2 separate regions of the Homo sapiens genome follow, and region 2 is linked to region 1. The links are chromatin contacts, found by Hi-C in ENCODE. All regions are on one chromosome and are shown on one strand. The core of a region is the stretch at or near the end of the contact, and the rest is flanking DNA. Distances in the headings are between cores, read along the strand shown.

Region 1 (2,611 bases), core at 66-2,565:
GCCGGACTTGGATTTTCTGGAAAGATTTCAGTTGAGGAACGGGAACAAAGATTATGATAGCTTTCCGACCACCACCAACTTCAATTTCCTAAAGAAAAAAACAAAAATCCACTGTGTTAACTGCTTCAGAAAGTAAACGTTGTGGTCAAATTAGAGGATAAGAAGACCTTATCACTAACACCGTAGCTGCACTACAAACTAATACTAGTTTTGAGTTAATCATAAATGCATCCTTCGGAAATGTTCTCATCTCTCTCCAACCTTCACATTTCCTTATTCCAGGAAGGGAGACTGTTCAGGCCAGGAGGCCAATCACTACCACTTCTGCACCCCCACTTGCGGCAACTCCGGGCTAAGGGTAGAGAGAATCTCATCCTGAGCTCCCCACAGCTCTTTGCCGTATCTATAACTAAGTAAGGGCAAATAAGGTCCGAAATGGGCCCAGGCCCTCCCTACTCCACGTTTCTCCACCGCCCGCATGTGGACAGCTTAAGCCGCAGGGTACCTGCAACCCCACTCCCCGCACCTGGGCGGTATCACTCCCAAACAACACGGCCGAACCTGAGTTCAGGTTAGGCGGCCAGGCGGCAAGTCATCATCAACCGTAACCCAGGTCCAACCCTCTCAGGCACTGCGCGGGGAGACGCGCCGCAACCTCCCTCCCAGCCGAGGGAGCGCCAGCTTACCTTAGCTGCCGTAATATTCAGCTCCCTGAGCTGAGCCTTGAGGTCCGAGTTCATCTCCAGCTCCAGAAGAGCCTAAGAAGCAACGAACAGCAGGACCGACCCTGAGCGCGCGTCCGAGCACCCCGGGCCCAACACACGCGCGGCCGCCTCCCCTCCCGGGCGGGGCGCCTCCCCCCACCCCAGACCCCAGGGAAACCCTCTCACCTGGGAGATGCCGGACTCGAACTCGTCCGGCTTCTCGCCATTGGGCTTCACGATCTTGGCGCTCGAACTGAACATGGCTTTCTCCTGGGAGAACTGAAGGCACAGCGGTCAGCGTTACGCGGCCCGGGCTGCAGGCGCCGCTGGCTCGCCCTCCCGCCCGCACCCCCCGGCCAGGCCCCGCTCGCCCCGCAGAAGCCATCGGAAAGCACAGGGCGGGTAATCGGCTGTATCCCCACCCTGTGAGCAAGGCTCGCCCCTCCAGGGCCTGACTCCAAAAGGCGTTTTCCTCAACCCAAGAAGAAAAGTTCTGTCGGAGAGCAGGCCGCCAACCTACCTTGCCGAGCGCCGGCTTAGGAAGAGACCCAAATCTCGCGAGAGCACGTCAAAATCCGGCGTCCGAAGGCAAGAGGCGGAAACAGCGCGAGGAGGAGGGCGGAAACCGGAACATCACTGAGAAGCGGTAGGAGGCTAGAGAGTCCCAGGAAGCGGCTCTGGGGACGAGTGTCTTGGTAACGCTTTTCCGCCCTAGGATTCGTACTTTGGTGCCGTTTCCGAGCGTTCCGGTACCGGCTCCCAAGGTTCCCGTCTTCAGTGCAGGTTGCAGGCGGGAACCGGCCTCGTCCCAGCCCTGGGCCTGGGAGAGAGAAGGAGGCCGAAGAAAACCAACTTCGGCAACCTCCGGAGACAGGACGTTTAAAAAAGGCTAACTTGGCTGGGCGCTGAGGCTCACGCCTGTAATCCCAGCACTTTGGGAGGCCGAGGCAGGAGGATCACTTGAGCTCAGGAACCAGCCTGGGCAACATGGCGAGACCCCATGTCTACAAAAAAAAAAAAAAAAAAATTAGCCAGTCATGGTGGTGCGCGCCTGCAGTCCCAGCTACCCCGGAGGCCGACGCGGGAGGATCGCTGGAGCCGAAAGGTCGAGGCTGCCGTGAGCCGAGGTTGCACCACTGCACTCCAGCCTGGGCGACAGCGCAAGACCCTGTCTAAAAATAAATTTAAAAAAAATTGCGAGGCCTTCATTCTATGCTAGTACTGTACTAGGTGCTAATTATTAAGTAAAACCGACTGAACTCTTGCCCTCATGGAGCTTACAGTTCAGTGGAGAAGACATTACCTAAAGCAGTATGACTAAATATATAATGACATATTGTAATAACTTACATAACAGTACAATGAGAGGGTGGGGAGGGATTATTTATGCTTTAAGAAGTCGGGAATCCTGGAACGGAATGACATTAGACTGAGACACGGAAGAGCCGCAGGATCTATTGCTGGGGAAGAGCATTCCAGACAGGGAGGAACTCGTGCCGAATGATCCCGCTGTGGACAGGGAATTTAATCTGAGCTTCGGTTTCCTCTTCTGTCAAATGTCATGCAAGAGTTACTTTCAGCCGTGGTCCAGGCACTGTGAAAAATGCAGAAGCCACACTAGGTGCCCTCTCTCAGGATTCCCAACCACCTTTACCAAGCAGAGATGGTATTCATCCCACATTTTTAATGCTAGATATGCTCCCGCCCGGTGCTTCTCTAATAATGTTTTTTAAAAGGTAAGTGACTGTCTCCTTGGAAAATTAAGGATAACTTGAAGTTTCTTCCAGATAGAAAGTAAACTACAGCTGCGTCTACAATCTCATCTGGGCAGTCGTTCTGAGCCCTTTTGTCGAACTAGGTCCATTTCCTTACTCCACATGCACTTTTCGACCTGGCTTTTATCTCTG
Region 2 (2,611 bases), core at 31-2,530, 7.1 Mb before region 1:
GATGCAATGTGGTGTTGGTATTTGAGAGTTTCCAAAATGTTGTGGGTAGGAGAGCAAAACAATAATATTTGGGTTTTAGAAAGTAAGGCATAAAATAATTTGTTCATTAAATCAAAGGAAGTAAGAAGATCACTTGGGAAAGTTATAATCCAAAAATAGTTAAGTATTTGAGTTTCAGCAGGAGGAATGAAAACAGATTACTTTAAGGAAATATTTCATAATTAGAAATATCCAGGTTTAGATACTGAAAGTGAGGGCCAGAGATAGGAATGGGTTGAAGATGACGCCACAGTCTTCTTTTTTTTTTTTTTTTTTTTTTGAGACGGAGTCTCACTCTGTTGCCCAGGCTGGACTGCAGTGGCACGATCTCAGCTGACGGCAACCTCTGCCTCCCGGGTTCAGGCGATTCCCCCACCTCAGCCTTCAGAGTAGCTGAGATTACAGGCGCGCGCCACCAGGCCCGACTGATTTTTGTATTTTTAGTAGAGACGGGGTTTCACCATCTTGGCTAGGCTGGTCTTGAACTCCTGACCTCAGGTGATCCGCCCGCCTCGGCCTCCCAAAGTGTTAGGATTACAGGCGTGAGCCACCGCACCCGGCCTACAGTACTTCTAACGTAACATCGCAGAAACACTGGAGGAGAGAAGAGAATACACTTCCACTCGGAATTCGCACCCTGGTCGCCTTCATTCGCTGGGTTCACTCGCTGAACTGCCTCGCCCCCGCCCGGGAGGATGACATCTCGGCCTGGGCAGAGACTCGAAAGCCTCCTCCTGCCGCTCGGGATGCTAACAGCAGGGAGAGCTGTGTCTAGTTTTTTTTTTTTTTTTTTTTTTTTTGAGAGGGAATCTCGCTCTGTCCCCCAGGCTGGAGTGCAGCGGCGCGATCTCAGCTCACTGCAACCTCCGCCTCCCAGGTTCAAGCAATTCTCCTGCCTCAACCTCCCGTGTAGCTGGGACTACAGATGCCGGCCACCACGCAAGGCTAATTTTTTTGTATTTTTAGTAGAGACGGGGTTTCACCATATTGGTCAGGCTGGTCTCGAACTCCCGACCTCAGGTGATCCGCCCGCCTCAGCCTCCCAAAGTGCTGGGATTACAGGCGTGAGCCACCGCGCCCGGCTTGTGTCTAGTCTTGCCCGTAGCAGCGTCGCCGACAGCCACGCCGGGTTGTCAGAGCCTCACTAGTTTTTCTCCCGGCCGCCGCTCTTCCCGGATTCAGCCACCTTCCCTCTTCCGGGAACTTGCCCGCGTGTTCCGGCTCCAGGAAGTGCGTCATCAGTCGGCGCCAGCGGCCGCACGCCGCGGAGCAGGGGCTCGGAGGTCCCGGGATTACGGTGCTCGAGCACGCTGGTGGGAAAGGACCCGGGACTTGAACAGTGTTGTGCGGCGCCATGCAGGTCTCCAGCCTCAATGAGGTGAAGATTTACAGCCTCAGCTGCGGCAAGTCCCTTCCTGAGGTGAGTCACTTCCCGGCCCCCTCACTCTCGAGCTCTTGGGGGTCGTCCTCCTCGTGGGGCAGCCGCCCCTCTCCTCGGCCCTAGCCTCTGTTTTAGCTGGACGCTGGTCACCCCCCGACTCGGGGAGGCCCAGAGGCGGCTGACAATTTCCGGGGGAGGTGTCGGCATTGGGAGACAAGGACACTGCCGTCACCGCGCCAGAAACTGGACCAAGGGATAATCAGGGTCAGTGAGCTTTGCTGGAACTTTTGTAAAGTTCTCTGTTCCAGAGAACGCAACCATTTGGGCCTCTTTGGGTGTTCACAGTCCCTGCCGTACATCGAGGAGGAAAACGTGGCAGATTCGTTGACACATCTCTCCCCCATATGGCCATCAGCTGTTTGTGGAGTCCCTATCATTTGCCAGGTCTTAGGGATACAACAGTGAACAAGGGAGATACAGACTTCGCATCTGCAGAATTTATGGTGTAGAGGACAGTATTTTCGAGACTTGTTGAACTTAACCTGATTCCTAGTCTTAAAGTTGGAGAGGGCTTGGACAAGTCGGTAATTCTCTTCCAATCTTCTCGTGTTTAGTAATGCAGCTGAGATTTAATAATGCGTTTAATATGCAGCTGAGATCCAGCAAGGGGAAGGGTGACTTGTCCAGCATGACACACTTAGGCTCTGAAACTTGTCTTTTGTTTCTTATACGTGATGATCCAGCCTCTGTCCAAGCACTACCACTGAGCACTACCTTTTGTGGAAGCTCATTTCCATTTTGAGACTCTGCACTTGTTAGAAAGTGGTTTTCAAATATGTCACCTTATAGCATGCCACTGTTGGCCTGAGTCCTGCCCTTGGAAAACAGAATAAATATAGCTCTCCTTCCATGCGTCTGCTTCTACAAAAATTTGGAGCCAGTGCTTAGGTTTTTCCTTTCTTCCTAAAATTCTGGTTTGAATAATTCCCTGTCTTCCAGTTGTTCTTCACACCCCATGAGCTTTCTCATTTTGTTCATTCATTCTCCACATGTATTGAGAAGTTACTGTGTGCAAGCAACTCTGTTTTAAGTATTGGGATCTATAGTGGACATTTCAGATAAGGTTCCCTGTTGGGGAAAAGGGAAATAAACAAGTGAGCAAATAAGGCAATTTAAGGTAGTCAAAAAGTA

What was found. Hi-C counts contacts between places; a loop is a spot of excess contacts on that map. Pooled maps may share reads with other maps.
Region 2: a pooled map shows a loop between it and region 1 (5-fold over the local background). The contact joins the promoter of NOL10 here to the promoter of RPS7 in region 1. A Hi-C loop is called at or near these places in 2 of 50 pooled maps.

Annotation. Positions count from the first base shown.
Region 1 is chr2:3,573,964-3,576,574 of GRCh38, reverse strand. It overlaps RPS7 (ribosomal protein S7), which reads right to left and starts at 1,315. Exons shown (of 7, transcript NM_001011.4): 1 at 1,225-1,315; 2 at 891-983; 3 at 687-758; 4 at 1-88. The coding sequence starts at 965. It overlaps LOC124907726 (a long non-coding RNA gene), which reads left to right and starts at 1,466. Exons shown (of 2, transcript XR_007086196.1): 1 at 1,466-2,440. RefSeq lists a silencer at 769-1,058 and enhancers at 610-1,186, 1,187-1,762.
Region 2 is chr2:10,688,644-10,691,254 of GRCh38, reverse strand. NOL10 (nucleolar protein 10) reads left to right here and starts at 1,280. Exons shown (of 21, transcript NM_024894.4): 1 at 1,280-1,459. The coding sequence starts at 1,394. It also overlaps the pseudogene RN7SL832P. RefSeq lists enhancers at 1,434-1,713, 1,774-1,833.